Regions from separate parts of the Homo sapiens genome. Here all the other regions are linked to region 2. A link is a loop called in an ENCODE intact Hi-C map of the cell type or tissue named here. Cell type or tissue: gastrocnemius medialis. All regions are shown on one strand. Region 1 has its middle 140 kb from the start of CYRIA. Region 2 has its middle 91 kb from the start of CYRIA. Region 3 overlaps CYRIA (CYFIP related Rac1 interactor A). Region 4 overlaps CYRIA (CYFIP related Rac1 interactor A).

Evidence for each region. Peaks named below come from ENCODE experiments on the same cell type or tissue, not always from the same donor. Only the 100,000 strongest peaks of a DNase experiment are listed, where the experiment ranks them.
Region 1: a loop joins it to region 2, with 13 times the contacts of the local background. A loop is called at or near these places in 17 of 110 quality-filtered maps.
Region 3: a loop joins it to region 2, with 7 times the contacts of the local background. A loop is called at or near these places in 63 of 110 quality-filtered maps.
Region 4: a loop joins it to region 2, with 7 times the contacts of the local background. A loop is called at or near these places in 5 of 110 quality-filtered maps.

Annotation. Positions count from the first base shown.
Region 1 is chr2:16,522,450-16,530,449 of GRCh38, forward strand. No RefSeq gene overlaps it. Among named protein-coding and RNA genes, the nearest start is that of CYRIA, 140 kb to the right of the region's middle. In gastrocnemius medialis, a CTCF peak has its summit at 3,002 (motif pointing right); a DNase peak (open chromatin) is centred at 3,933.
Region 2 is chr2:16,753,121-16,761,120 of GRCh38, forward strand. No RefSeq gene overlaps it. Among named protein-coding and RNA genes, the nearest start is that of CYRIA, 91 kb to the left of the region's middle. In gastrocnemius medialis, a CTCF peak has its summit at 4,248 (motif pointing left); DNase peaks (open chromatin) are centred at 3,779 and 4,241; H3K27ac peaks cover 1,969 bases.
Region 3 is chr2:16,549,801-16,557,800 of GRCh38, forward strand. It overlaps CYRIA (CYFIP related Rac1 interactor A), which reads right to left. Exons shown (of 12, transcript NM_030797.4): 11 at 5,269-5,339; 12 at 1-3,199. The coding sequence ends at 3,136. Among named protein-coding and RNA genes, the nearest start is that of CYRIA, 110 kb to the right of the region's middle. In gastrocnemius medialis, a CTCF peak has its summit at 3,634 (motif pointing right); no DNase peak of the experiment used is centred here.
Region 4 is chr2:16,635,550-16,643,549 of GRCh38, forward strand. All of the region lies in intron 1 of CYRIA (CYFIP related Rac1 interactor A), which reads right to left. Among named protein-coding and RNA genes, the nearest start is that of CYRIA, 26 kb to the right of the region's middle. In gastrocnemius medialis, a CTCF peak has its summit at 4,098; a DNase peak (open chromatin) is centred at 662; H3K27ac peaks cover 3,719 bases.

The DNA.
Region 1 (8,000 bases), 230 kb before region 2:
CACACATGTTTCCGATGAATCCACATTCAAATGAATTTCGGCCGACAAATAACTCGATACAGCTCTTTGGTGGGAGAGAATTCCATCAGGATGAGGTCATGGTTTGGCTACAGTAAAATTAAAAATAACCTAGAGCCCCCCACTGCCCAGCCTGGCATCAGCCCAGGACAGTGCATTTGGGAACCATTATCGGGTTTATCGGGGTAACGTATCACAGAAAACCTGCTTCTGTTTATAGACCATTTTATTATTCCGTTTTGACATTTCCCTTTTTTCTTCAACCCCTTTCCCCCTTAAGCAAATATCTATTAGACTGAGTTGAAATGTGATCCAACCAAACATACTCTTTTTCAACTTCAGGCTAAAGCAGGTCTGACTAGAAGCAGAAATGCTTAAGTGAAAAGTTATGATTTACTTTCTTTCTAAAGGGAAACAGTGTCAGAAGGAGAATTTTATATGACAAGAGAACTTATGGCACACAGAGCAGGGGCTGACAGCTGACACAGACCTTTCCTGGGAAAGTGCTAGTGCTTAGAGAGCTGGGCCTCGTCTCTTAGTGTCCCTGTGACAAACTAGGAAAAGCATATCACCACAACCAGAATTAGTTTGAAAATGATCATGTCTCCAGAGTGGATTGTAGGTGTTTGGATGGTTAGAATGGAAAGAGAATGTAGAGATCATGTCCATTCTCACTCCCATTGTCTTACTGTTGGGTAAACTAAGGCCCACACGGCTGCAGTGACTTGCCCAAGGACACTGCCGGGGCTTGAGTGTTGGAGGACTTGAGCCTTAGAGTGTTGAAGATGGGAGTTTGAGAACTAGCTCTGCCATGAGCTGTGACACAGTGGCCATTATCTTGTTGCGCCTTGAGTACATTATCCCTAAAATGGGATAATTGCTCTCCTGCCTGTATTATGTGATTATTGAAGAACTGAGTGAAGAAACAGCTATTCTAGCAAATATTTACTGAGCGCTTATTTTCCAAATGTTCTAATCCTTCACGCAACCCAAACGCTTCTCACAGCAGTCCTGCCGATTAGGTACAATAATGATTTCATTCTCAAGATGAGGGACATTCATGAGGGATATAATTTACAAGAGCAAACTGTGAGTCGGAAGATAATAGAGGCTTGATTTGAACCTAAGTGTTTGATTCTAGAGCCTGTGCTCTTAACCATGGCATGATTCTGTCTCTGTGACCAATTAAATCAGAACCCAGTTGCAAAGGTGAAAGGTGAGATCCAGGCTGAGCCAGAGCAGAGACCCTGTTCATCTCACTCCTGTTTCCAGGTCCTTCTCCAGGACCGTGAATTGCCCTGACTTCTACAAGGGAGGCCGTTGGCTGCTTTCCTGTGCTTTCTTTCTGGCCTGGGCAACAGATTAAACTATGAAAGAGAAAGACGGTTTGAATTCTCCTTGAATGCATCAAAGTCCAGACCTGAAAGGAATGTTGCTGGTGAGGGTTGGGGGCACAAGAGGCAGGCCCTCCTCTGAAGGTTGACACACGTAACGACATTTCACGCACCACTGGGAGGTTGTGAGGTCCCCGCTGCTGAATCAGGCTTCTGCTCTTGCACTTGCTCCCCTCCTGTCTTCCTCCTTTCCCTCCACTTTTGATTGTTCCCAGGCATGGCTACCTCCAGGCTGGTCCCTACACCGGACCCTGGGTTACCGCCCCACCTTCCTCATTATCTCCACATTCTTCTCCCTTTAGCTGCATACTCCAGCTCCACTGCTTTGTGGGTGTGTTTGTGCGTGTGTGTGTGTGTGTGTGTGTGTGTGTGATTGTTGTTGATGTTGTGTTCTGATTCCTTCTTGAATGCACCAAGCTCTTGCCTCCCTTGGGACTGTTGCTTCTGCCCAGAACTCCCCATCTTTGCCCAGCTAACAACTCACTCTTCAGGTCTTGGTTCTAATGTCCTTCCTTAGTCACAATTAATTACTCATTACTTCTCTCATAGAATTATTTCCTTTTGTTTGTGCCTTTCTTACATTCTGCGCTAGCATATGTATTTATTTCGTTATCTATCTCTTCGTCTAGACCGGCAATCAACAAACTATTAGTGCAATAAACTGCTTAGTCGAGACCAAATTGTCATTAGTTAAGAATAGTTTTTACATCTTAAATAGTTATATTTCAAATATCTATATAAGCATCTATGTCATATCCTCAGTTTTGCTTCTTTGCTTCATAAGCCCTAAAATACTAATATTCATGTTTATCTTTTTTTTTTTTTAAACAGAGTCTCACTCTGTTGCCCAGACTGGAGTGCAGTGGTGCAATCTCGGCTCACTGCAGCCTCCGCCTCCCAAGTTCAAGCGATTTTCCTGTTCAGCCTCCCCAGTAGCTGGGATTACAGATGAATGCCACCACACCTGGCTAATTTTTGTATTTTTTGTTAAAGACGGAGTTTCACCACGTCTCAAACTCCTGGCTTGTCTCAAACTCCTAACCTCAGGTGATCCGCCCGCCTATTTGACGATAAAGTTTGCTGATCCTGCCCTAGACTGTAAGCTCCAGGAGAGCAGAGACCGCGTCTCTTTCATCTACTCTGCATCTCAATACCTGACTTGGTGCCTGGCTTGAAGTGGGTGTTTAATATTTGTCTACGGAAAATCAATGTATTCTCTATTCCTTCTAGTCCCCCCAATGAAAGGCAGCGAGTTCAGTAGGAAAAATTCATGTTACATCCAAAAATCTCATTTGAACTCTAACTGTGTTTACCAGGTGTGGGACTCTGAATTAGTAAACACCTTTGACCCTCAATTTCCCCATCCTTTAAATGAAGTTAATAATTGGAGGAATTAAATAAGGTAATAAAAAATGTACAGGCGATATGACAAAACGTAGAACGTTCGTTACTATCATAATAATTAATGCTGTTGTGCAAATAGCAATTTACTGTTTTATAGTTTCGCATCCACCTTTCATTGCTTGCTCTGTGATAATGGAGAGGGACCCTGTAAACGTGTCCGCCTTGCCACTTTGTGCAATATTTAGCTCCTTCAGTAGAGGGCGCTGCAGGAACATGTCAGGAGGGGGCCTTCTCTTCCGGATTCTGGATTCTGGTATACACTTGGAGCGTGGCATTTGGGGGACAGCCACTGGTGCGCAGCCCCATCAAGTTTTGGTGGCATCCCTGTGGACCATATTCTATTAATCTTCAGTGGTACCCCTGTGGCAGATCCCCAGTGATTCTTATGGGCACTCAGGGCTAACTCCCCAGCCTTGCCTGCACTGTGACGGGTTTCCAGCTTACCAGTCATAGTGTGTGTAACTAACTGCCTGCCAGCTTTGGCCCACATGCACCCCAGAGGTGCATTTCTTGCTTTCCAGTTCGTTCTGTGAGTCTCTGGCCACCTGTGTCAGCCTACCTGTATCTGAGGCGGGTATTTTTTTTTTCTGCCGTGTTCAGCCATGGTTCCCTGATCATCAGCCTCAGTCCAGTATCTGTGGACTAGCTCCAACGTGGGGTGACTTAGGGAAATTCCTGGCCATCCAGCAGAGTGCAAACCCCACCTTCCCAATGAAGGGAGTCCAACCTTGGGGAAGAGACCCTTCCTTCCATGTTTGCTTCTTTTTTAAATGTTCTCCATCAATCTTAAGGAATCCTTTCAAGTATTTTTTACTCCTTTACAGGTTAACTGCAACTGTTATAGCTAAAAATCCCTTATGTGAAACTTTCTCTGTTCGAATAACTCTATGGTTTCTATTTCCTGACTGGACCCTGACTGATACAGAATTGCTGTTAGTAGTTGTCTAAGAAGATAGACACAAAGATGGGATTTGGCGATTGGTTTGTTTTATTTTTAACCTTGAGTGTAGTGCTATGCTTTTTATTTTTGCAATAGGAAGTGAGATGGTAATCCATGGCATGTAATGGTATCATGATTGATAGAGCTGTCACCTGTGGCTGAATGTGATGAAATGCCCACTGAGGACATGCCTTGGGAGCTCTAGTGGCTACTGCACTTGATTGCTGTGGCAGTCACAAGGACTCTAGAGACTGTGGTGTGGGATGGATTCTTCTAAATGAGTTCAAGCAACCACAGAAAGAAAATGACAAGTTCTGGTCCTTTGACTCTCAGCTCAAGTCACAGATTGGGAATCAAGGAGCTTTCAAGGTAGCCCTAAAATATGCTCTTACTTCTTGTAGCCAAAGGGCTGATATTGCTAAAATCTGACACAAAATTTGTTGTGCTAGTTGCTGAATTATAATGACAGTTGGATTCAGAGTCTTTACAAGTTTCTCATGTAAAAGGACACTTATTGGGAAAGGTTAGGATACTAAAACTTGAAATGAGAACATCTCGTTCTCGTTGGACCCCGATGAAACCAGTAACACTGAACTTCCAAATTTCTCTGAGTTTCCCTTGACATTGAGATTAGTTGGCCTTGGAGTGTCTTAGTAGACTAGCCTTCCTTTCCTTGATAAACCTTATTATAAACTTACCCAGTGTTGCTGGGTAATCAATCTCTTCAAAACCCACCACAACTACACTTTGTTGCCATTAGACTCATAGCTGGAGCCATATCTCTCTATGTCCATGTAGGAATAGCTTACACAAAAAAGGATTGAAATTGTGCAAATAAATGTTGGCAGAAACCAGAGGGAAAAGAAGTGGATTTTATGGGTGTTAGATTAAGGAGGATAGAATATAAGAATAGACAGGGTCAAGTTTTTTATTACTAGATATTCCAGATAACATGTTTGCTCATGCATCCAGAGGGGGCTTTAAAAGCTTACTTGGTTGGTTGACTGAAACTTGGTCTCAATAGTGGCCTATATTAGGGGTTGATAAACTTCAGTCTGTGGGCCAGCTCCCTGATTTCATAAATAAAGTTTTATTGAAACATGGACACAGAGATACTTCATCATTTGAGTATTGTCTATGGCTGTTTTCATGCTGCAACAAGAGTTGAGTAATTGTGACAGAGATCACGTGGCCTTTAAGCCTGAGAGATTTACTATGTGACTCTTCAGAAAAAGTTTGCTGACTCCTGGGCTACATTTAAGGGGATAAAATTACATAGTTTCCCTGTATTGTTGGGGAGATATTGTGACTGAACTTATTACGTGTAACCTGCACACCATTTCCCAACTATGTTCCATGAGGAGGCTGGGAGTATAATTCCTTCACTAAGACATTGACAAATGCATTACTAAGGGAAGCACATTTATCCTTGAAAAATGGTGGTTCCTGTCATTTACAGATCAGTCATGAACAGAGGGGATGCCACCATTACGATGTGTTTCTTTATTTGAATGAAGACGCAAGACTGTTGTAGAAAAAGAGGCCAAATGACTGCACTTACCTGCTAAGGACAAAGTGGGAGCCTCTATCATGAAGGGCACCAGGGAAGTATCAGGGCTTGGATTGATTTGGGCCACAGAGATCTTTCATATGACAAAGATCTAGTAGGACATGAACTATTGCTAAATGTGTAAGAGGAAATATCCTATTATGTCTGATTGAAAAGAGAGAGAGAGAGAAAACTTGACTTTCATCACCAAAGTGGGCATTCTAGGACTCTTTCCAGAGTTAAGTCAAATCATAGCCCCAGAAACTATGGATTGAAATGAGATCAGGTCTCCTTGAGAAAAGACTCTGAACCATTTCTTCGAGTACATACCATAAATATTCCTCCAAGTATTTCTGAAAGGGAATGTGGCCATTTACAGGAGTGAATGTGCATTTGTGAAGTAGAAATACTCAGACATTTTGCAATTATTAGGTGTTTGTTCTGAATTGATGTTAATTCCTGGGGACCCTAATAGACACTGTGTCCCACCAGTCAAAAAGGGCACTTATGATGGACAGGTGATAGGTAGGGTCTTAGCTTAACTCTAACTCTTAGTGGGCATAATTGGTCCAGGATCCACCCTGTGGTTATTTCCCTTTCTTGAATATACAGTTGGAATAGATATGTTTGGCAACTGGCAGAATCTTCACATTGACTCTCTAACCCAAGGAATGAGGATGATAATGGTAGAGAGGGCTAAGTAGAAGTCCCCGGAACTTCTCTTGCTACCAAGATAGTAAACTAGAAGCGCTACTGCATAATTGCAAAGATTAATGACAACATTAAAGACTTGAAAGAAGAAAAGTGGTGTCACCTACTACATATTCATTTAACTCAACAATTTGGCTTCTGTTGAAATCAAATAGGTCTTAGAGAATAACTGGATCATGTAAACTTAATCAGATGTTAACTGCAATTTTAGCTGCTATCCCAAATGTAGCATCATTATTAGAGCAAATCAATGCAGCTTTTGGCACTTGGTATAACGTTATTGATATGGATAATTCATTTATCTACATCTCAATTTGCAAGGACCATGACAGTAAATTGGTTTTTATCTAGCATGGCTAACAGTATGCCATCACAGTCTTGCCTTTACACTATGTTGATTATTCTGTCCAGAGTCATTTGACATTCCACGAAGTATCACACATGTCCCCTATACTGATGACTTTGTATTGATTAGGTCTTATGGGCGGAAACTGACAAGTATTTTTAGTGCCTTAGTAAGACATGTAAACTAGCGGATAGAGACAAACCCCATAAAAATTCATGGGCCCCCCATCTTAGACTCAGTAAAGTTTCTTTAACTGTTATGAAGCATCAGGAAATATCCCCTCCAGGGTAAAAAGAGAAGTCGATGGACCTCATACTACCTAGGATGACAAAAGAGGTGCAAAATTTAAAAGGGCATTTTGGATTTTGGAGGCAGCACATATCACATTTGAGTGTGCCATATTGACCTATTGTCAGAGTCACCTGTAAGACCACCACATTTGAGAGTAAGAAAACAGTAGAAAATTCATTGGCAAGTTCAGTCTGCAGTAAGAGTTACACTACCACTTGTTCTTTATGATTCAACAGATCCATGGATATTTGAAATGGCCTTGAAAAATATGGGAACTGTATGGAGCATCTGGAAAGCATCTGTGGAAGAATTACAGCAAAAACTTCTACAATTCAAGTACAAATCTTTACCTTCTTCTGCATGCAATTATTGTTCTTTCGAGAAATAGCTTCTGGCTTGCTACTGGGTTTCTTTCTACTTGGTAGAATCTGAATACCTAGCCATGACTATTAGGCAACTGTGAGACTTGAGCTTCCCATATTCAACTAAGTATTGTCTGACATATCACCTTTATCAGCGATAAAGGTGGTCTTGCACAACAGCAATCTAACAACAAATAGCAAACTGTATTTCATACAGAAAGCTTGTACAAGTCTAGAAGGTACAAGTAGGTTGCATGGCCAGGTGGCTCAGACTTTTTCAGAATAGACTCCTGTTGTATCACCTTCTGTCTTTCAATCCATGGCTATGGCCTCTGGGGTGTTTCTTGATCAGGTGACTCAGGAAGAGACAATTCAAGACTGGTTTACAGATGCCAGTACTACTCAGAAATGGATGGCTGAAGCACCACAGTCTTGCTCAGGGCAACCCTAAAGGACAGTGGTGAAGAAAATCCTCCCAGTGGGTAGAACGTAGAACAGTACGTGGTTTCCATGATGCCAGAAATGAGAACTACACTGATTCGTAAACAATTGCTAGTGCTTCGCTGGACAAAACAGGATTGAAAGCAACTGACAAGAAAGTCAGAGGAAAAGCTATGTGAATGGACTTATCAGCATCAGCATGGATTGTAAAGTTGTTTATCTCCAATATGAATGCCCATGTATCCAGTGCAGATGGGGCTTTTAATAATTGAGTATAAAGGAACACAATATTTCAGCAAAAGAAATTTGGTTCCTAGGCTTCAAAGACCCCATTGGCAACCCAGGAGAGTCAAGAGCACCATGGGAAGCCCTAGGAAGGGTAGGCCAGTGACAGATTCAATTCATTTTGCTTTCCTGTAGGCAAGGGGCTCCAGAGTTTCATGTCCCAATTGGTGCATCTGCATTTTTGAGCCCTGTCTTGTGCAGGGCCTCAGCCTGGAAACTGTGAGTTGGCAGGAGATGTGTGGGCTTGGCACAGTGAGGA
Region 2 (8,000 bases):
CTAGAAGCAAACAGGGGTGGTGGGGGTGGCTCCTGAGGAGAGTCAACATTATCTTACCTGGCAACTGCCTCAGGGGAGGCCATCACTGTTGCCTCAGGCAGCACAGGCTTTATCTCCTCAGACAAAGGTGGAAAGATTGATGGGTAGGGGAGGGGATGTTGCCACTACTGGGGATGGGGAAGCTGTTCCTTCCGGCAAAAAGGGTTCATCAGAGTTTACAAACTCAGTGTCCCCAGCTTCATCAGGGTCCTCCCACACATCCCCATTCCAACTTTCAGGGTCCTATTATTTTCCAGTCAATGCCCTCACTTTAACAGTAGACACCTGGGGAGGTGGAACATGCACCTTTTGTTGCAGGTCAGCCACTCACATGATTAGAGCTTGTGTCTGTTTTCCCACAATTTCAGCTTTTTCTCTATAGGAGATAAGACTCTCAGTCAGAGCAATCTTTGCAGATTTGAGGCTCAGTATTTGCTTCTGAAGCCGGGAGACAGAATCCCTGAGTTCCTCATTTTCTTTCATCACTTTGTCCGCTGAACTTAGGAGCAACCAACCAGCTTCATTTTGTTCCTTGGTTCTCCACATATGGTCAAATGTATTATGTACAGAGTCACTAAACTCCTTGTCTCTCATGAGCGATGAATCAGGAGTGTCAAATGCATTTATTTTGCATAACTCTCTAAACAGTTCAAGCCAAGGACTATCAGTGTTCTCCATACTATTAGAAGTAGAGTCCTTACCATTTTGGGATCTAATCATATTAAGTAGCCAACTCCAGAAACCCCAAAACCAATGAAAGAACTCTATCCTTAATATTCTGTTCCTCTAGAACTACTCCTGGTACAAAATCTGTATTAGTCAGGGTTCTCTAGAGGGATAGGACTAATCTAATGGAATATATATATATAAGTTGATTAAGTATTAACTCACACGATCACAAGGTCCCACAAAAGGCCATCATCTGCAGGTTGAAGAGCAAGGAGAGCCAGTATGAGTTCCAAAACTGAAGAACTTGGAGTCTGATGTTCAAGGGCAGGAAACAGCCAGCACAAGAGAAAGATGTAGGCTGGGAAGCTAGGTCAGTCTCTCTTTTCATATATTTCTGCCTTCTCGTATTCCATCCATGCTGGCAGTTGATTAGATTGTGCCCACCCAGATTAAGGGTGGGTCTGCCTTTCCCAGCCCACTGACTCAAATGTTAATATCCTTTGGCAACACCCTCACAGATACACCCAGGACCAATACTTTGTGTCCTTCAATCCAATCAAGTTGACACTCAGTATTAACCACTGCAAATGGTGCTCCCCATAAAAGATGTACATCTGAACCTGCACATGAGACTTTATTTAGAAAAAAGGTCATTGCCATTGTGATTATGTTAAAGATCTCAAGATGAGATCATCCTGGATTAGGGTGGGCCCTAAATCCAGTGCCAAGTGTTCTTACAAACAAGAGGAGAGAAGGCCATACGCAGATGGAGGCAGAGCTCCTTTCTGGTAAGACTGAGTGTTGGTGCTAAACTTGTTAGTATGACAGTGAAGGTCCTCCAGGATCCTGACTCTGCCTAAAATTTCAGGTGTGATTGCCACCTCACCTCCTCTTTCATCCTCATGCCCTGAGTGAAGAATCCCACAGTTTTCAGACAGTAGACTCTTCCCCATGTCCCTGTCATTGCACCTACTGTTTCCTCTGACTGCTGTGTCTTGCCTGGAGTCCCCCCTCATCCTTCAAAGTGGGGCCTGCAGGGCATCGCTTCTGTGGTGCACCTGCTGTCTGTCTGCACACTTTCCCTCCTGGGCTGTGGATGCTTTGAGGGCAGGGGCTGATTGTTTTCTAGTTTGAATCTTCTGTCCTCACCCCAACAACCTTACTGAACCTACTGGTAAAAATACTCTCAATGGAATCAGAGAATCCTACTGTAGCTGGAAGGAACTTCAAGACCATCCTGTTAACCCCCTTCATTTATAGTGGTGGAGAGTGGGAATAAAAGTCCTGAGGCTAAGATAATTTAAGTCACTGGTTGTCATTTGCATCGCTGGTTGGCAATATTTTTGGGACTATCAGCCAATAGTCTTCACTTCCAGGTCATCACAGGGATCCTCACAGGGTTCAAACTAGCTCCTTAATCAGGCCTTTCAAAGAATATAATCTCCTGTTCCTGTCATGTCATTTTGGGGAAATTTTCTCAGTAGCATTTTGTCCACAGACACCCCTGGGATCCTACATCCTACCAAGAACAGAGCCCTGTGTTCAGGGCCAGGCTCAGCCCTTTGTCCCTTCCTGAGCTGTGGACATGGCCACACGTGATGGAGCTGCAGAGAGAGGTGGGCATTGCAATCCTGTTCTTAGATAGGAACTGCCTTCTCTCCCGGGAGAACTCTGCTAGTTGGAGGAGCCGCTGTGGCCTATGCAATGGTCTTGTAAAGAGTTCAGGGCCCAGATGGATCCAGCAGATGCAGAGTGATGGGACTTGGAAGGAGCCCTTCTTAAGTGTCCAGCGGCTGGCTTGTCTCCCTGAGTCCGAGCTGTGTCTTTGGTTAGAGTGAGTGTGGGTGGGGAGAGGGGGCGATCTACACCGCTTGGAGAATTGATGCAAACAGTAAGTAAAAACAACTGTGAAGGGAAACTGGTCCCACGACCCACACTGCTTCATAATCACATTTTTTTCGGCCTTTTGATTCTGGCTTCATCTCATCTGTTTGTTTTGGATGCTTCGTTGAAGCCAGCTACTCCTGAGAAATAGGAAATGACACTATGCAAACAGCTGAAGATGGGACAATCCCGAGTCATATTAAACATGGGATTTTCAAACAATTTCAACAGAAAAAAATCAGTGAACAAAGAAATAGGAAGACAAGATCTTCAAATATCCTCCACTGTTAGCCAGTGAAAATACAAACTGATTTACACATAAATTACATCTTGAGGATGTCTCTCCTGTGGATTTACGAAAAAAATAATTGTCACCACCAATGGGGCTTATTTTTCCTCTGTTGATATTGTTGCCAGGCGGTGATCCTCATTTGCTGCCTCCTTTCTATCCTGTGGCCACGGCCCTAAGTCAGGCTGCATCGACTTCCGGCAAAGCTCCTACCTGTGAGTCTGGCTCTGGTCTGATCCCATGCAGCCTCCCAACCCATCTCTGCATCAGGGTGCAGCCATGCCACTCTCCTAAGCTGTTTGATCCCTTCCTTCTCCAGCTGAAAGCCCCATGATGACCAGATAACTATCATTGCTCTGGGATAATGCAGAGCTACGGACCACTCCATACACCGGGTCTATGTGCTTCCTACCTCCCCGGCTCCTCCCTGCCTCTGTGGTATCTAACTCTTCTTTTAAAATCTAAGTCCCAGCTACCCCAATACATGTTCAGCCCTCCAAACCCCGACTCTCTCATGGCCATGCCTTTTTCCCACTGCCCTCCTACATGGATAGAGCCCTCATCCTCCTAGTGTCCTCCTGCAATGCTTGGCTCACGTGTCAGTTGTTATATGAGTCTTCCTGACCGGCCCGAGTCTCTGTGGGAATTAGGTTGAGCCACTCCAGCCTCGGTGGACCCTCCTTAGACTGTCCTGTCACCTGTAGAGCCCTGTCACCCCTTTTTATGGACCTGTCTACCTGCTGGTCAGAGAATTCCAGAAGGCGGCATCAGCTCTGCCTGAGGCACAGGACACCTGGCACAGATGAAGGGTTAAGTGGATATTTGTTGAATTTGTCAGAGAGCGAGAACAAATCTCAAGTGCGATGGTCCCTGCTCATTCCTCTCTCCAGCCCCTGCCTGCATGTGCCTCTTGTAGAGACAGCTGCAGGGCCCGCAGGCCAGAGCCCCTGGGTCAGAGCAACAACTGCCTTGTGTTTTCTCCAAAAATGAAGATTGCAAAATCCTCGTGGCCTCGAGTTCACAGCTGTGGAAAGAAACTTCACGAGGTGACGGTGGGGTCAAGGGGCCCGGGTGGGGACGTGGGGACCACAGGGCAGGAATGAGCACCCACGGAGAAATGCAGTCCCGACCCCTTCCACCCCTTCAGGTCTGGCTGTATAAACTCGGAGAGGAGGCTGCTCTTCTCAGCTTTTCCCACGTTTCAGTTTTCTCTACATCTGGTTATGTAGCAATGCCTTCTCATCCCCTGAGAGCTAGCACCCCAACATATTTACTGAACATCGGTCTGGGTTATTTGCGTGTCATCAAGCTCCAAGGGCATTCAAATGACCTTCTGGAGGATGCACAGTGCCTTGGGGAACGGCGCCACCTGGTGGTCACTCGGAGTTAATAACCACATTCTAGGGCGAGGAAGCCTAGAGCATACTGGAGGGACCAGGTGGAGGCTCAGATTAAACAATTCCTGCTGCCGCTGACACATCTGTTCCATGGTGACAGAGCTGAGTGTGTGTCCCTGGCTAGAGGCAGTGATTGGACAAGGATGGTCAAAATGTATCCTTCTGGAATCTGAGCGCTGAAGGGTGGTTTAGAGACCAATACAATCCCAACCATTCATTTCTCAGATGGGCAAACTGCAGTCCAGAGGGGACAGAGGTTACCTAAGGTCTTTCAATAAATTAGTTGAAGAGATGGGGCAATAACACAGGTTTCTGGGCTCCTTGTCTGATACTCCTCCATTCTAGCACTTCAGAGCACCTCACGGTGATGTCCGTCCTTTATTTTATTTTATTTTTTAATTTGAATTGCTGCTTTAGACGAAAAAGAAGGCCAACCCCCCGCTGCCATAAACATCTTCTTTCTCTTTCCTAAATTCATATCACTTGGTCCCGACACCAGTCTTCCTTCCTCCAGGAAGTTTTCCCTGAGCAGTTGGAAATCCTCCTTCGGAAGCTCCCAGGCAATCTACCCGATACTGATAGAGGGACCGAAGTTGACTCTGGGATATGGTGTGCACAGACACAGCCTTGCCCCCAGCAGCTTACAGTCTAGTGGGGAGAGACAAGTGACAAACACACAGACAGACAGATAGATGCAGAAATGATGGATGGATAATTTCAGGTACTAACGAGGGCTTTGAAGATGATAAATAGGGCACTGTGATAAAGAATGGCTTGGAACGGAGCTATGTCAGCTAGAGGGAACGGGAGGCTGGTCTGAAGAGGGCTTAGCTGTGGAGGACAGGCAGAAGGTGGTTATTATGAGGGGAGAGCACTCCAAACAAGAAGAACAGTAAGTGCAAAGGACCCAAGACTGGAATGAGGTTGGCAGGTCCAAGACACAGAGAAGGCTGGAGAGATAGCCGGCTAGCGGACAAGACAGAAGTCGAAGATGATGGGATCAGAAAAGACAGGGAAGGCTGGATCTGGAAGGACTAGTTGGGTTTGTATGCTGCTTGCAATGGGAGGTCATCAGTAGGCGTAGGCGGAGAGTGGCATGATCTTATGTATACCTTAAGTGGTTCGCATGTGCACTAATGCTTAGGAACTCCTGATGTAATCCCTCGGCTCCTGCAGAAAGTCTTTTCTCACCCACCAAGTTAAGGAAGGTGTCCTTCATCCGACTCCTTGAGTTAACATCTTCATGCCTCCATCGCTGGGCCTACCACCTTGCTTTCGAATCAACTGTTTATATGTCTTTTTACTTCACTGGAAAGTAAGTCCAATATTCAGAGACACAGCAGTACAAAGTCAAGATCCAGAACAGACTGTTGAGATGCAAAAACTCGCTCTACCACTTCGTAGCAGTGTGGCTTTGGACAACTTATTCATTCAGCGTGTCTTTGCTTCACTTTCTTTATCCGAAAAATGGGGCTAACAGTATCTCCTGCATTGGACCGTTATTACAGTTAAATAATATATGAAAAAAATCTCATAAAAATGGCAGGCACTATGTAATTATAAATAATAGATATCATTTCTGGGTGTTTTCTCAGGCCTCCCATTAATAAGGTTGGTCCCAGAGTCTGTCAGGGCCTCTGGCTGTGGTGTGCATTGCTCATTGAATGGGGATATGGGACTACACAGGGAAGATTATTCCGGGATACAGTTTCTGGCCTTGGAAGAAAGAGTTGGCCTGCCAACAAATGTAAGAGGCAGGGATTGTTCTTAGCTTCATTTTATAGGCAAGCTCAGAAAGGGTAGTTTGCAAAGTGACCCAGGTATTAAGTATTAAATCCAGGATGCAAATATAGGTCTGTTTCACTCAACATCCAAGGTTGTTCTTTCTAGTTTTGTTTGTTTTAATTTGATTTTAACCCCACAGCACCATGCATGGGTAACAGCTGGCCTTAGAGCAAATGTATTGCCCTAAACGATCATACTGGTGTCCGAAATCCTGCCATCAGCCATCTGCCTTGTCCATATGAGGCCCAGCTTTCTGGTAGGGGACTAGGCTCTTGGGTGCAAAGGTGTGAGTTTTAAGCTCTAGGTGACAACACGATAAATATGGAACTACAATGTCTTTCTCAGACCCTGACCCCAAAATGGAGGTAACGATCCCCATTACCTTCCAAAGGGCTAAGCCCACAGAAGCTATTAATGGTGTTCAAGCAGATTCTGGTGGCTACTCTCAGATCAGAAGAGGACCTGGGTACGCTAGCCTTTAAATTTTGAATGTGATGAGGATAAACAGCAATAAAATGAAAGTGGCATTTGAAAAAGAAATATTTTCAGAAACAGATTGAAGACTGAAATTTGCATTGTAGTTGTGTCTATCAAGCTTTCCCTTATCGTGTTTAAATTAGAACTTGCTTATACTTTTTGAATTTATAATTTGCCCTCTTTCAAAATTGCAAGGATACAAACATAGGCAGGCTTGTGCTGGGAAGTAGCAGGGCCTGGTGGTCAAGAAGAGCACAGGACCCGGAGCTTAGAGGACTGGCTTTGATCCCCAGACTTCCATTCATAGATCTGGGACCTATATGAGTTCTTCAACTCTCTTTGCCCAATTCCTCTTTGTAAGATGAGAGTGACAGTGGTACCTGCCTCCTGGTGACTGGCACTGCTTAGAAGAACACTTGGCCCATAATTTTGTTAGCGGTTATTGTTACTGTTGCTATTATTGCTCTAAAAAGTAATTTGAAGGCTGGGCGTGGTGGCTCATGCCTGTAATCCCAGGACTTTGGGAGGCCTAGGTGGGCGGATCACGAGGTCAGGAGTTCGAGACCAGCCTGGCCAACATAGTGAAACTCCGTCTCTACTAAAAACACAAAAACTAGCAGGGCGTGGTGGCGCGCACCTGTAATCCCAGCTACTGTGGAGGCTGAGGCAGGAGAATCGCTTGAAACCAGGAGGCAGAGATTGCTATGAGCCCAGATCACGCAACTGCACTCCAGCCTGGGTGACACAGCGAGACTTTGTCTCAAAAAGACAAACAAACAAACAAACAAAACAAACAACAAACAAAAACGTGATTTGAAATCTTACTAAGAAAGAAAAGAACATTACACCAGGGCTAGTGACAAAAGAATTCTTGAAATAAAGTTCCACATTTGGTTTTATGTAAAAACAGAACCCACATGTAAAACCAAGCAAAGCAAAGGAGAAGTACAGTACTTTACAAGGTTGTTATGATAAAGCACAATCTAGTTCGCTGGAAGAGTTGACTGCTGTCACAACAAAGTGACCTTGAAATTCCAGAAGTAAAGCGTCTGCCTTCAGCTGTCCTTGCCCATGTTGCTTCTGATTTTTCATTATTTGGGTTGGTGTCTTTCCCTTCAAAATCCAGCACAAGGCTGCCCCATCTCCCTGCCTCCAGTGCCATGGTCCCGCCACTGTCCCCCCTCCCCGGGATTGCTTCCCTGAGCCTCAGTCTCCTAGGTGGTCTCCCTGTTTCCACACTTGCCCCTCCGCAGTTTCTTCTCCACCCAGGAGATGAGTAAACGCCCAGGTCCTTCCAGGTCGCTAGAGCCCTGTGAGATGTGACTCTGGGCACTTCTCTGATTTCTCACATCTCCTTCCTCACTGCATTCCCACCATCCTGTGCCCTCAGTAAGGCTTATGAACCTCTGCAAACAAGTGGGTCCAAGGGCTTCCTGGGAGCTGTAATAATTTGCTCCTTC
Region 3 (8,000 bases), 200 kb before region 2:
ATTTTTACTTAAATGTGATGATGCATCAGTAACCTCAGTTTACCATTAAGGTCTTAATTTAATGGTGATAACTAGGAGCAAATGTTGATCAAGCATGATGTTAACTAGTAGTTAAAAGGTAATATCCAAACTTTCTTTCTGGTTGTTAATACTCCACCCCTAATGTGAAGACATCCATTTCCAGTTGTTTTTTTTTTTTGTTATTGTTTTTTTTTTTCTACTACTAATTCCTAGTGGTGCACAACGAGTTTCTGAGAACACAGTAATAACGCCAAAGTAGCAGTGCATCTGAGAAACATAATTTTTACCTCGTTGCTTTCCCAAAAATAAATATCTCAGTCATGGAAAACACTGTTTATTTGAAAACAATGAGACCTCAAATATGAAATATAGTTAACAATGACATTGACACTGTTGCTAGCACTTTCCCCTAAACCACCCGTAAGTCTTGGACGCATGTGCATGCAGCACACACACACACACACAAAAACCAAAAACAAAGCCAAAAAAAAAAAAATCCCAAACACAACAATCCATGATTGTTCAATGACTCCTGATGCCGGGAGGACAGGCTGTTAAAAGAATTTGTCTCCCACAATATCTCTGGAGTGGGCACAAAGCCCATCACCTGTTAGTGATCACAGACATTCAGTTAACCTGTCCTTCCAGTAATCAGAGACAACAATTCAGACCCTGGACTTCTCAGAATCCATGTACTGCTGAGTCTTGGCTTTGAGACAAGACAAGTCTTGGCTAAATTGAGGCAGGACAGCAGCCCCTTCCATATGTTTGGTCCCATTTGATAGAAAGTCTAATTTAGAGTTATAAATGTGCTCATCTATTTACTCTGAGCTCAATCTAATTTGACAGGTAATTCCTCACATTTTCTCCATTAGCCAGCTGAGAGTCAGCTGTGGTAGAGACACACGACATGGGTTCAAGCCCCTCATGAGCCCTGTGGTGGCTGGCAAGTCCTTTCCTTTCTTTAAGCCTTAATCTCCTCACTTGATAGAGGGGGAGAAATTGACCCAATGATGATAAATATTGTGTGGTTCTATATTTCTAGCCTAGACAATTGTTGCTCAAGTGTAACATGTGACTGCCAAATAGGATATCTCTTAAGATGAATATCTCCTAACTTTCCTCACCTGGTATGATCACATATTCTGGCTTCCTCTAAGGTTTAGAATCTGTAGGTTCAAAAAGGTCTTGAAGACCACCTAGCATATTTCTATTCTGATGAGAGAAACTCCATCCAAGCAGCTGTACTTTTTCAACTTGAAAATCTCCAAGGAAAAGAGCCTTTTCCTTCTGTTGACTAATGTTTAGATGCAGACCAGGGAATCTTTCCTGTCACTTGGCTGAACTCCCTTGCTAAAACAACATAAGACAAGTATTTTTTCCCCTTTATTGGAGGATCCAAGGGAAGATCAGCTGGTCACTAAAGTCCAGAAAGCAATGGAGTCTTATAGCTCATTCCTGGGATGTTGCAAATAATGCCAAACTCTGATGTACTCAGACTCAACTTCTAGGATTATCATTCACTAAATGCCTGGGTGACTCCTTCTAGTGGAAACAGGCAAGTAACAATATAGACCAGACTGAGGATTTACTTAGAAGGGTTGAATCCCATCCCATAGTATGTATTCACAGCCACATGGTATAAAAGGAAGAGCATGGAGTCAAGAGTGAAGCATCCTGGGTTCTAGGCCCACATGGGAGCCATCCTGTATGACCACATCCTCTGGGTTTCATTTTTCCTTAGGAGGTCAGAATCAGAGATTTTCATGATTCCATTCGAACTAAGCTCTGATGTACAGAGAGAATGACTGCAGGCTTCATAATATTGTTCATCAACAAGACAAGGTGGGGCAAATGCTTGCTGGATACTACGTACTAAGGAAGAAGGGCGGAGTCAGTCATTTTATCGGCATTAACCTTACAGGGCTCTTGAAGATTGTTTTAATTGCCCATTTTAGAGACAAGGAGGTTAAGACTCAGAAAGCTTAAACACATTTCTCAAGATCACATTATGAATCATTAGTAAGGCCAGGAGTAAATTCAGGTGCACCAGGGCTTTTATATTGCAACAAGCTAGCAACGGGGTTGGGGAAGAGCTACTTTTTAAAAACCTGGGAAATAGAAAACATGGATTTTTTTTCCCTCTAAATTCCCCTAGTTTTCTGGTAACTAATGCAGTATCCTAGACCTTTGTTCTCATATGAATGGTCTTCAGAGAACAGGGCTCTTATGAGGGGTGGCTGTGCACCCAGAACTCTGCAGGTAACTGGAAGGTTGCTAAACTCACAAATAACTTCAAAGCCAGAGCTCCATTTCCCTAATCCCTGTAGGCAGAGGGCTGAAGCAGAGAGATGGCTGTCCTGTTGCCTGAGTGCACCTCTGAGGACCTGTCTCCCAGTTCCAAGACAGCCACCTTCATCAGTCCAGTGGCAACAGCACATCTATCTATTTCTGCTGCTCTCCCACTAACTGAAAAAAATACAGGAGATTTTTTTTTCATGTGAAATTAAAGGAGAACATTAGAGGGATATAAATCCAAACAGAAAAGGAGTATGCTGATTAATAAAACACGTGCAAACAGAAAAGTTGCACGTGTGGACTGCAGTCTGAGGACAGAGAGGGGGTGTGCTGAATTCGAAACACTTGGGTTTAATTCTCCACATGCATTTTTCTTGGATTCCTCTCTTCCTCTGTCAAGATAACAGTTGTGTTTCTTGTAGCTGAGCCGACACAGGAAATCAAATATTTTGTGTTTCTATAAACTATACTTCCCAGAGAGATAACACATCTAGAATTAAAATACTACCACAAACAATTAGGAATTTTTTATCGTTATAGATGTTGTTAAAGGACTCCAGTAGCAAAGATCAAAGTCTCCGAATTTTGCCTTTGGAGAAGGGGGTTTCATTTCAGACATCAAAGGTAAGGCTCTCAAGTCAATTTATGCTCTGCTGGGTTGAGTCAGTCAGGATACAAATTAAGGTCCATATATTTCAGTGACAAGAAGGAAACGGTTATGTAAATACACAAGTATTAACATCAATCTGTATTAAATTATGTAAACATATACATCTTCTGAGGTCAGCACATAGATCCTCTTCTTTGAGCAGAGCTCTACTGAAGCATTGCTCGAATCTGTTTGGAAGTTGATTCATCGTTCAAGTGCTTTGTAGTGAACCTGGATGGAGAGAGAATGGTAGAGGTTAGCGGCAAACAGTGCTCTGTGTAAGCTTCAGCCCATCTTTACCTTCGGAAACACAATTGATATTTGGGCTTATTTCTTTAGACAAAAATCCACACTTCAATGCTCACAGTCATCTCAGATTTAATATTTGATTCTTCCTTCCAAAGGAATTTTGTATTATGGTTATTAAACCAAGTAGATATTTTACATAATCAAATAATTACACAGAGGAGATATGAGCGGTCTCATTTTCTAGGGAGGTGGATTTCACAGGATTGAGTGCAGAATCCTGACCACTGAGGCTGCCCCTGCTAACTCACAAATTTCAGAATAGAGATTTGCATAGCAACATTGCCCAGAACTGGAATGTTTATGGTTCTCCACTTTCCTGGCAATGCTTAATTAACCTCATTGCCACCACAAGGGGGCACAAATGCTGGTAAGCAAACCCACAAAAATGGTGCAATCTGCAGCCTCCCAATAGCCGGGTGTAGAAATCATTTATGCAAAAGAAGGAAAAGAGAATTAACATGTAATAAAACTTTGGCCAGGTCATGGGCGCTCCATGTTAAGTTTCGTGTTACAATAACTTTGTAAAGGTGAGGTCATTGCCTTCATTTTATAGAAAAGAAAACTAAGATTCAGAGAGGTTAAATGATCTATTCCAGATCACAAGGTTACTGAATTGAGATTTGTGATTTCTGATTCAAACCTATATTTTGCTATCTGGAAAGCCTGTGCTCCTCTGACATCATCACAGTGCCTCCAGGAGGTACAAATTCTAACAAATCAGATGGGACTCAGGGCCTAGCACAGAGTTTTGCTTGATTGAATGATGCTGGAAAGCTCAACACACTCAGAAGTTAAAGCCTTATTCATGTGTATAGAAAGTCATCCTGGGTGTGAAATGGACACCAGGAGAAAACCTTAGTTTTTCCCACAGACTCTGGAAGGCTCTTACATTAATACTAAGTCTCTTCTAAAGGATGATGACTTAGCAACACAGCAAAACAGCATCAACCTCAGGGTCTATTTTGTTCATTTTGTGTGTGTCTCAGTTTCTTCATTTATTAAGTGGGGGTAACAGATCACCCTTACCTCTCTGACTTGTGATGATTAAATGAGACAATATGATTAGAAGTGGAGTATAAAACATGAGCATTGTACATAGGTAGAGCATTATTGATCCATCCCACTTAGACTTATTGAACACTTACTGCATGTACAACACTGAGTGGAACTCAGGGGACTCAAAGATGAATAAGACAACAGGGACCATAAACCTTCTGGACTGCAATCTAGTATCAGAATGATTTACATAGCAGTGTGATTCAACCAATTCTTGTAGATGTGTCAGAGCTAAAAAAAGCATCCCCTCTCTGAAATGGATTAAGCACATGCATCCCTGGGAAGAAAGCAGCTGCCTAGGCATCACTTGTTAGCAGTGAGAAGCTGAAACATGCCACAGCTGGCCAAATATTTAGGCATCTAGACAGTGGGTTCTCAATTCTGGTAGCTGCACATGTGAACCACCTGGGGAGCTTTAGAATAAACAAAGAAACACAAAATGGATACCTGAGACCCTAGCCCAGAGATTCCGATTCATTTGGTCTTGAGTCACATGCAGTCAGAATCACACAGAGTGTTTTCAAAAGGTACCCACATAATCCTCAAGTGCAGCCAGGTTTGGGAACCACTGGTAAAGTGGAAAGTGAGAGCCTGGAAGCCTCTTGTTCTGAGGAGTCTCTTTAAGCCCCAAAGCAGTGTGGCTGAGAATCAGGTCCATGACCCGTGGGGTCACCCACACCTGGGTTCAGGTCCTAGCTTGGCCATTTACTGTGTGACTTTTGGCAAGTTATTTGACTTCCTTAAATCTCATTTTTTTTCCATCTTTAAAAATGGGAATGATAAAAATGGTGCTGACCTCAAAAGATTGTTAGGAAGATTCAATGTGTTAAAATATGCAAGGGTTAAGTTTGGTGCTATCCACAACAGTATTTAAATTTGCAATGGCCCTGAAAGGCTGGCTGTTCCCTGTGAGCTGACACAGGGTTGAAGCTCACCTGAGGGCATTTAGCAGCCCCTCCACACTGTCTGGGGCCTGCTCCTTCAAAACTTTTATGCAGCCTTTCATCTAGGAGGAGAAAGCACAATGTTTGTTAATATCTTAGTAATACTGTCTATGCCAATATCTACCCATAATAACATGTGCCCATAATGTCACATTATATCTTCCCATAGAAATCCAACGCAGAAATGACCAACAGGTTTTCCTACCCCCTCAGGCTGGTGAGCTGTTCCTCTGGGCTTCTAGAGGATTCTGTATGACTGCAATCATTATCAATTTTCATACTATTTGCAATTGTACATTTCACTTGCCTGGCTTTAGGGACAAAGACTTGAGACTTTGATCTTGCCTTGTACTATGGAGCCAAATGCAGGGCCTTCCATCCACTCAGTGCTCAGTTTCCATGTCTATGTCTATGTTGGACATGTCTATGTCCAAGTCTATGTCTCAGTTGAGATTTACTGAATAAAATCTGAATAATTTTATGCCATTCTTCTGCCCTGAATGTTTTCTGTCCTTCACCTGTTTGACTGGCAAACCCTTAACACTTATTTTAGACCCAGCTGAAGATCATTACCTCCTGGAATCCTATTCTGACCTCACTACCTTCATTAGGTAGAAGCAACCAACACCTTTCTGTGCTCCCAATACGACTCTGTCATTTATCAGAGAAACTTGGAGAATTTAGTGCCCATATTAACTTCTTTCTTCACTAGACCAGGAGCTCCTGGAGGTCCAAGTCTATGTCTCAGCCATCTTTGAGAGGACTGATGAAGGGCCACTGTTCAGAATGTGAACTTCACAGATGCTAAATGCCTGAGTTTCCTTCATGCTTGTTTCTTTAGTATCTTCACAAACCTAGGCAAGTGTCTTAGCTTTTTGTGTCTGTATAATATAGTTGACCCGTAATTTGGGAAGTGCATGGAAACTGAATTTATATAGATCACATTACATTATGCATATCCTGGAGTGTTTTTTGGCAAAGCAAGAATCTTTCTGCAAAGCTATTCATATGCTGTTATATATTGGATTTGGTTATACTTAGGGCCCCTTTTGTAACAGCCCTTAGAAACATTTTCTGTCATTGTGCTTCTTGCATGTCAAAAGTTTTATCTTACGGCCTGATAGACCCTGATAGACTGATGGAGGCTGCCAGAAAACAGGGTTGGGAATCATGTGAGGATCACTACAGGTGCATCAAAAAAGAATGTCATGGCAAACGAGAGGTGTCTGTCATGCATACCGGATTGGGAGAAGCTACAAGCATGCCAGGTATATGCCACCCCAGACCTGGGATGGCATCAGGCCCAGGGATGCAGAGATTCTGTCCCTCTCCCATAGTTGATTATCACAGTGTGGAAGTGTTCTTATGAACCAGGCCTAAGAAGCAGTGACAATGCAGATGTGGAAGGGGTGGAAGAGCAGGGAATGCTGTTTGGGAATCCGGAGTTCCACTTAGGGTGATTTAAGCTGTAGGTATGAATAACAAGATGCTGTCAAGGATGCAGTTGGGGCCAGATGCAGTGTGAATTCGACAGCATGTTCAGGAGCTGGGGGCTTTACCTGTGGAAAACATCCTTGATAGGTGTTAAATAATCTAGTGATGTGGTTAATATGGAAAAGGACCAGAAGGAAGCAAGAACAGAGAGAGAAGGGGCAGTGAGAGCCCCTGAGGGTGTGAGGTGTGGGAGCAGCAGTGGGCATGGAGGAGCAAGTAGAGACAGGGACTAATCTGAGGTCAACTCCATAGGATTTGGTGACTGATGAGATATGGGGTGAAGAAGCCATTCCTCATTCTCAGGGACAATTTTAGCCTCTGGCTTAGACACTGGTTGGAGGACGATGAAATACCTGAGACGGGAACCCAGGAGAAGGAACAGGTTTGTGGGGGGAGGGGAATCTCTGTTTTGGGGATGGCCATATTTCAGGTGTCCATGGGAAATGGGGTCTGGAATTCTGGATAAAATCTGAGATGGAGACAGGGGTTAAGAGGTGATTACTTATTGGGTCATTTCAAAAGATTCTAAGGAAATCAATTGAAAACACCATCTCCCCAAACCCTCCTTTCCTGGCATTCACAATTAGCATTTCTTTAATAAATGGCTTGTGCCGCCTTGGTAGCCACTTGGATGATTCCCCCTGCCTGGAGGACTCTGCTTTCCCTCTGTCCTTTTGGGATAATCCTACATCTTCTTCAAGGTCCACCTCAAACATCACCCTCTGTCTCTGCTCTTCGGCAAAACGAGTTTCTCCCTCCCCCTAGGTTTCCAGAGCTCACTGCATGTCTATTCTGCACTCCAAAGCATGCCCTTTGTAAGTACACACACAGTGCCTGCCTCTCTCAGGCCCTCACGAAGAGATCCTGGGGTTTTCACAGTTGATGCTGATGCCCTAATGATTTACGAGCCCAGTGACTATAACTGCTGGCTTAGAAACAGACTAGTATCTGAATGGAGACCCTATATGTCGTAAAAAAAAAATGGCCCATCTCAAATGGTTTACCGTGCTTATTAAGCCTGAAACTTTCTTAGAGGTACACGCAAACATCCATATGAACAAACCTTACGTAGTGCTTTTGACCTCCACGGACAAAAGCAAACTTCATCAAGACTATGCGTGAAGACTTAACATGATATACTGTTTACAGCCTCAACTGAAAGACTCAGTAAATAACATATAAAGCCAAGCTTTTTAAAGATTAGGGCTACAAGGCATAATTTTACCCAG
Region 4 (8,000 bases), 120 kb before region 2:
AAGCCTATACTCCAGTGTGTGTGCATCCCCCCACAGTGACACCAGGCAGAAGAATCTGACAAGTGTCTATTCACCTCCTCTCACCTCCTCTGGGAGGGTAGTGAAAAGACACGGTGTGAAGTTCTAGCCCTGGAGACTCAGATTAGACAAATAATCACTAGCCTGGCATCCAGAGCCGCGATGGTCAGAAGAGCAATTTTATTTAAGTCACTTTCTAATAGGAGTTGAAGCGTCTTGAAAAGTGAGGTTTTCAAAGGCTCCTCTGGGGAGGCAATTGTCAAAAACACACAGCAGGCAACCTTGCTTTCGACACATTCAAAGCCACTTTTTAAAGACAATCCTTTTCTTCTCTGTACCACTTGGGATTGAAAATGCATTTAGCACAAACCACCAGAAGCAGAAACAGCGTTGGATAAGAAACGCGACCGACATTGTGGCAAGCACGGGGAACTGCAACAGAATCTGATCAGGCTGGCACCACTCAGACATGCACAAGGAAAGAGGCAATGGCAGGCAGCATATCTACTGTCCCTCAGCCTCTGGGGTCTGGAGTCAGCGAAAGTAGGGGGTGAGGTGTAACCACAGCCGTTGCTGGAAGTCCCTTGCAAGACTCCGGATTCTGAGTTCTCACACTGAGAGTGGCAGCTGATTTCTAAACAAGCAGATGACAGAACACAGGACCTCCCTCTGTGTCTCCCTGAAGATCTGAATCTGACCATAAACCATCCGACTCACAAAGCCCTTTAATTAAAAGCCCAAGGGCCCAGAGCTAATTCGAGATGTGGCAAGACCCAGTGGCTTCTCAAGCACCAGAACTGTGAGCAGATTAATGGGGATAATTTCGCCCTTCCTGGTCTATAAATGACAACTCACTCAGATGCACTGAATGCCAGAGCTGGAAGCCACCTGGGCAACTCTCTGCCCAGCCCCTTGCTTTGTGAATGAGGAGCTCATGGTCCAGGATAGGAGGCCAACTGCCCCAGGCCCGGTCCCGAGTTTCTTACTGACTTTCAGCTAAATGCAGCTTTCTTGGTGTCCAGTGCTGAGTCACCTATCTATTCAGAGAAAATGTTTTTGTTGAGGTCTCTACACTCCCTCTGCAAGGCTTACTCAGAACTCCGGACAAGCTGGTTACAATCCATCTGGGACCTAGGGCCACAGGTTGGAAGTAGGACAACTTCAGGGAAAGAAATTACCCCTGCCTGGGCAACGTAGTAAGATCCTATCTCTCCCCCAACCCCTTGCCAAAAAAAAAAATAAGAAAGAAATACAAAACATTAGCTGGGCATGGTGGCATGCGCCTGTAGTTCCAGCTACTAGGAAGGCTGAGGTGGCAGAATCACCTGAGCCTGGGAAGTTGAGGCTGCAGTGAGCCATGATCATGCCTCTGTACTCCAGCCTGGGTGACAGAGCAAGACCCCATTTCAAACAACAAAAAATAGAAAAGAAATTTCCAAAACCCCCACACACCAGGAGCTGGCTATCTCCTGGGCTGAGTTTGGCCCCTTTCATCACTCCTCTGTCATTCATTCCTCACATCCACATCCCAGCACAGTGGATCTTGTGATGCCCAGGCTGAGTGAGATAAAGAAATCTGTTTGGCCAAACAGCTAATGGATTTCTTTGATTGCAGTGCTCATCAAACTCTTTTCTTTTTAACTTAAAAGTTGTAATATCTAAAGCAGCAACAAGATGACTTCTAGGGACTGAGTGTTTGTATCCCCCTAAATTCATAGGTTGGAGCCTAAATTCCCAATGTAATGGTATTTGGAGGTGAGGGAAGATTCTTTGGGAAGAATCAGGTCATGAGGATGGAGCTTTGTGAATAAGATTAGTGGCCTTCTCAAAAGAGACACAACAGAGATGATGTTTTTCTCTCTTCACCATATGAGGATGCAATGAGGAAACAGCCATCTGCAAGCCAGGAAGCCAGCCCTCACCAGACACCAGGTCTGCCCACATCTTGATCTTGGACTTCACAGCCTCCAGAACCGTGAGAAATGTATTTCTGTTATTTAAGTACTCCAGTCTATGTAATCTGTTACAGTATCCTGAACTGACTAAGCCAATGACTTCTTCAGTAATGACAAAATAATTTTGCCACATATTATTAATTAACAAACCCCTAATATATTGGATTGCAAACTTGAATTTTTTTATGCTAATAATGGCAAATACTTATGCATATGATTTATGTACCTTTCATTATACAAAATAATCTCTCATTAACAAAATAGCTTCAAGTAGCATCTACCACTCTCATTTTACTGATGCAGAGACAAAGGTCCAGAGTGCTCAGGTGAATTTTCTGACATCACACAGCCAGTCAATGGCAGAAGGGTGTCTGATCCTGAACTCTGTGTCCTTCACCAGGGACTGTGTCCACTTAGGGACCAATCAGATGCCACAGACCCTGGAAATCAGTATGTTTCATTAACATGTCTGCTAAGTGTGGTGCTGAGGGCCTGGGTAACGGGGGGTGATGGGTGGGGTGGCAGTTGTGACCTCATCTTGGGGTTTGGAAGGAGCCACACACCTGAATAGCACACAGTTACCGAAGCCTACCTGTTAGGTAAAGCCTTTGAGGTTCATTCAGACAGAGGAGCAGTAAGAAGGAGAAGGAATCTCACTGGAGCCCACCCTGCAGGCTGTTACTGGTTTCCTGAATTTCTTCCACCCCTGGGGATGAAGATTCAGAGAACAAGGTATGGTACCTCCATCTTGTTTGCTAACAGCCCGTAAGCTTCCAGGAAATATAAACACAGGAAATGACGATTAAGTACAGTGTGGCAGTTGCACAGGCTGGTGTGGAAGCATCCGTGGTGGGCACCGGACTCCACCTGTGTGATGGGATCTGGCCGGGAAAAGCTTCCTGGAGGGGCTGGGGCCTAATCAGAGTGTGAATTCCATGCACCACTAAGGGATGCTGTGAGGATGTGAAGTAGGAATAGGGTGTTCAGGCACAGAGCACGGGCCTTGAAAATGAACAAGTGACAAACCTCCTCATGTGAGGAACTCTGCATGAAGGGGTGTGGCTGGAGCATAAGAAATTGATGGGTTGGACTGGGAGGGAGGCTTGCACCGCACATGAGGCAGGGGCTGGGCGGACCACAGAGGGCCTAGCAAATACTTGTAAAGGAATCTGCATTTTGAACGTAGGGTTTTACCTTTTATTATTTTGCAGAGACAGGGTGCTATTGTCAGGTTTGTATTTTATATCGTGTGAGTGTGGAGTGTTGTGTGTGTAGATCTATATCTGTATCTATGTAATATCACTACTCTGGCAGTAGTGCCCTTACTCAAGTGACTTCACCAAGCCTTCAATTATTTTCTCTCTAAAATGGGAAAAACATGATGTGCCCTCCATATCTCAAAAGTGTTATAAGAATAAAGTGAGATAATTAATAAATAATTATTAAAGATTAAGAAAACGACAAACTTACATAAATAATTATATCTGGATTCTCTCAAGGCTGCATACAGAAAATCTCAGAACTTTAAAATATCCACTTCAAAAGAATAAATTGGGAGGGAGAGTATGAAGCATGGAGCGGAGAAAGCCACTTCCTGCAGCTGTCGCTGTTACTGTCTGGAAGGCCCTGCCCAGCAATGCACTCTGGTAATCGCTCGTCCTCGTCTCCCATGTTCTGGGCTAACTTTCTGATCCATCCAATAGCGGTAAGGAAGCAAAATACCAAGACCCTCAAACCCACCTTTCTTATTTCGCCAATGAATGTATGTTTCCAATTTTAGATAAAAGAATGACTTTCACAAAGCTCTTCCTGAATCTTAGAGAATAATAAATAGATAGGCAAAGAATATCTGATATTCAGATGAAATGGCAAGGTCTTTGTCTTACACGATGGGCACAGAAATGCCCAGTTGATTTCAGTTTCCCTCTTTCAATCTGCCCTCACCCTGGATGTATTTGACTCCAGCTAAAAGAAGGCAAGACCAGTGGAAGCAGCCTGCTGCCTAAGTACCTGCAGTGTGGGGCAGTCTGTGGAGGATAAAAGCCTCTTTCAGGAAGGAATGGTTTCCAACCACTGCACAATTACCTTTATTAGCATAACGTCCCATTGTGCATTTTGCAAAACACTTTCCCATTCCATCTCAGGAAGACTGCAGTGACAGAAATTGCTGCCACTGGGGGGAAGAGCGTGTCTGTAAAATTTAAACCATTGGGCATTTGTTCAAGACTCCTGGGAAATGATATCCCTTGATATATAATTCATAATAGCCTTAAAGCTTGCCCTACTTCTGACACATAGATGATATATTTTGGATAAGTCAGAGAGGGAGGAGGGAGAAAAATTACTTTCGAATGGCTCTGCTGTTCTTTGCCTTTTGAGTAAAGCCTGACAATATTTTGGACCACTCTTTTCCACCATAAGGGCTTCCCTTTAAGAGCTTTTTTATTTTATTTTTTATCTTTTAAATTGAAGAGGCAGCATATCATCCAGTTTCAGTTTTATCTTCTGTAACACCGGATAAAAGATGAGGCTGAATCCATCTGTTAGCACATACAGGCTGCAAACTGTGTGAATGCAGGCACACCCGCATGCATGCGCCTGCACGCACACACACACATCCTTGCAAAAAGGGGGAAAAATCCACACTTTTAAAAAATTTATCATCAGCAATCCTACCAATGCCGACTAGATAGCAGCACTTTTATCCTTTTATGGGCAGATTCAGGAGGAAGCCAGCCTCGCCCCCACAGAGGCTCTTCCCCCTGCACTGCCATAGGAATTGGGATGCTGGGACTGGCAGCAGGCCAGCCCCTCCCCCACAGCGCTAGGGTTCTAGCCTCCTGAAATCAGTGATGATACCATTGGGGGCCATAGCCTGCCATGCCCCAGCTGGCCCTGGCTGGGGACTGGGAGAACCACAAGGCATTGAGAGGGCTTCCATCTTCTGGCACAATTGGCCAAGCGACTAGGCTGGTTTTCTAGGGAAAATGGGCAGGCAGCCTGCCTAGATTTATGGAGGCAGAGTGGAGAGCCCCATCTGGTTGCTTGGCCTTTCCTCTGGTGCTGCTGGTTGGGTGGCACTGTGTATCGCCCTCTCTGGGCCTCCAGAGCTGCTTTTGCTCAAAATTACTGGTGATGCTGCAGGCACTGGATCAGATCAGGTGCAACAGAAGATCAGAGATTGGAGGCCAGAGATGACCTGGATGCGTCAGCTCTCACCTTTTTAGGTGGACACAGTGCAGGTAGAGAGTCCTGAAATGCACAGGGTTCTTTTGTTTCCTAAACACAGAAACTATGTTAATCACAGAGTTCCAAAAATAAGCAGCTTCATTTCATTAACGAGGTGAAGCTTGAGCACACATGGGCTTGGAAGAGGATGGGGTGGGGGTGGGGATGACAAGCACAAGGGACAGCCGAGGCCACTGACCTCAAAAGGCTGACGAGTTTCTCAGGGAGGGCCCAGGGACCCAGATCCACACCATGTGCCTATCCCTCTGGAGTGCTGAGCCCGTGAACTCTGATCCTACAGTGCCTCACATCCGCCCCCTCCTCTGCTCCCACTTCTGTTGCCCTAATTTAGGCCCTTATTATCTTTCTCCTGGACAGTTCTGCACACACAGCCAGATGACTCTTCCCAAAGCAGCACGGCTATTATTGCATCACTCTATGGCTCAAAAACCTTTAATGATTCCTCCACTGACTAAGAAATAAAGCCCAGCTTCTATTTTCTAAGGCCCTCTTCATTGAGTCCCTGGCCCAAATCCTAGCCTCATTCTCCGCTCTTCCTTCTCCTCCGTATGCCACGCCTTCAGCCCAGGGTCCCCTTTCCAGCCTTCCCACCTGCATGCCCTTACTCCTATATGCCCCTTTTTCTAAAATATTCTTCTTTCTCCTCCATTTGTTTAATTCTAAATCCTATCCAGCATTCAAGGCCGAATTTAAAGGCCACTTCAGCCATGGACTCAACCTTGACTCCCAGAGAAAATTTCTTTGTCCTCTGAACTCTCATAATTTTACTATCCCTCAATCCCTTTCTTTTGCTGTAACAGATTCTAGACACCTTGCTTTTCTCCTTAGGCTGTAAGACATCTGAGGGTAGAAAAATACCAAGTTTAACTTTGCATACTCATTCCATCTAGCACATGGGAGGTGCTCACCAATGTTGCATAAGCACACAAGTGAGCGTGCCTGCAGGATGGCAGACAGAAAAATGTTTTGCAGGAGATGCAGCAACATAAGCAGATCATGCCATGATGGCATGCAAAGGAGGCAGGCTGGGTGGGCTGGGGGTGAGAGCAGAGGACATGGTGATCTCCACGATGCTGAAGCCAATGGTCAACTCTCTCTTCATCTTTATTAAACCCATTAGCAATAATTGACACAATTGAGTTATCATCCCTTTTAGAAAGACTTTATTTACTTGATCTCTAGGAGGTCAGGGTCTCTTAATTTTCCTTCTAGTCAATGTGTGCTCCTTTTCAGTCTCTTTGGTTGCCTCTTTCTCTTTTTCTAAATTCTTAATATTGGCACTTCCCAGGACTTGGCCCTTCAGCCTCTCTACTTTATCAGGACTCACTCCTTTGGTGATCTTGCCTTAGTTTCACACCTTCAAATATCATCTCTATTTTGATAAATACCATATTTATATTTCCAGCTTTGACCTCTCCCTTGCCAGCAATAACCAGCAGTCTACTCAGAAGCTACACTCCAATGCCTAACTCAAACTCAGCGTGGCCCAAAACAGAACTCTTCCTCTTTCCTCCCAATCCTGCTCTACCCACATTATTTCTCATGTCAGCTAATGACAATTCCATCCTTCTAGTTGCTAGGACAAAAACAGTGAGTCATCTGAGCCTCCTCTTTATTTCACGCCCCAAATTCAATCTTTCAGAAAATTCTTTTGCCTTTACCTTGAAAATATATCCAGCGTCCCTGCATACCTTCCATACTAGTCCATCAAGAACACGCTGCCGCCAGGGTCCCCCAGTTCCACCCCTGACACCCTGTTGTTTTCTTGCCATAGAGTGGCCAGAGTGATGCCACTAAAATGTGAGTCCCACTGGGACCCTCCGCTAGAACACGCTCTCCAGCAGCACCCTTCATCAGACTCAGGGTGGACCCCCAGGACCTTGCCGACCTCATCCACAGCTACTCTTCTTCCTTTGTTCTATCAGGTCCATCACATTGGCCTCCTAGCTTGTCCTCAAATCTGTCAGTTCCACTGCCCTTTCTCTTTGCCTAGAATACATTTCTCCCAGATATATGTGTGCTCACTCCTTCACCTTTTAATAGTTTTTGCTCAAATGTCATTTTCTCAATGAGAACCATCCTGACCGCCCTTTTCAACTGCAATGGCCTTCCCTGCAACAGCCATAATCTCCTTGGTTCGGCTCCATTTTTCCCATTGACCTTTTGACCTTCTAATATACTAGAAGGCAATAAATATTCCTTTATTACCTTACCTTAAAGTTATTATTATTATTTATAATAGTATACTATATATAATAATATAATTATTACCTAAATAAGATAAATACATTACTTTAGTACTTTTTTCTTAATGTTATTACCATAATAAAATATTATTATTGTTACTTTAACATTATTAAAGTTATTATTTAGTATCTACATTTTTTCCTTAACTGATATGTCTTATCCTTACTGCCTAGAGCTATGCCTGGCATGAAGTAGGCATTCAATAAATATCTGTCAAATACAGGAATGAATCACTTTAGTCGTTCATCCTTGAACCGTAGCTTAAACAATGAATGGCATTGAGCCACAGAGAAAGGCAGCTGAAAGGCTCCTGTAGGCAGGGGGAGCTTGAGGAGCCAGGGCCTGGAGATACAGTCTTCTTCAATACTTCAAGATGGGACAGTGTTGCACAAGCCTGCCTAAATTAAAGGATGCCACTAGAGAAGCACTGCTGAGCCCAGACCTGCCATGGACAGTTTTGAGAGACTTCAATATGCAGCAATGCTTTTTACATAAACTTTTAAGACACACAGTCACGATGTAAATGAAACA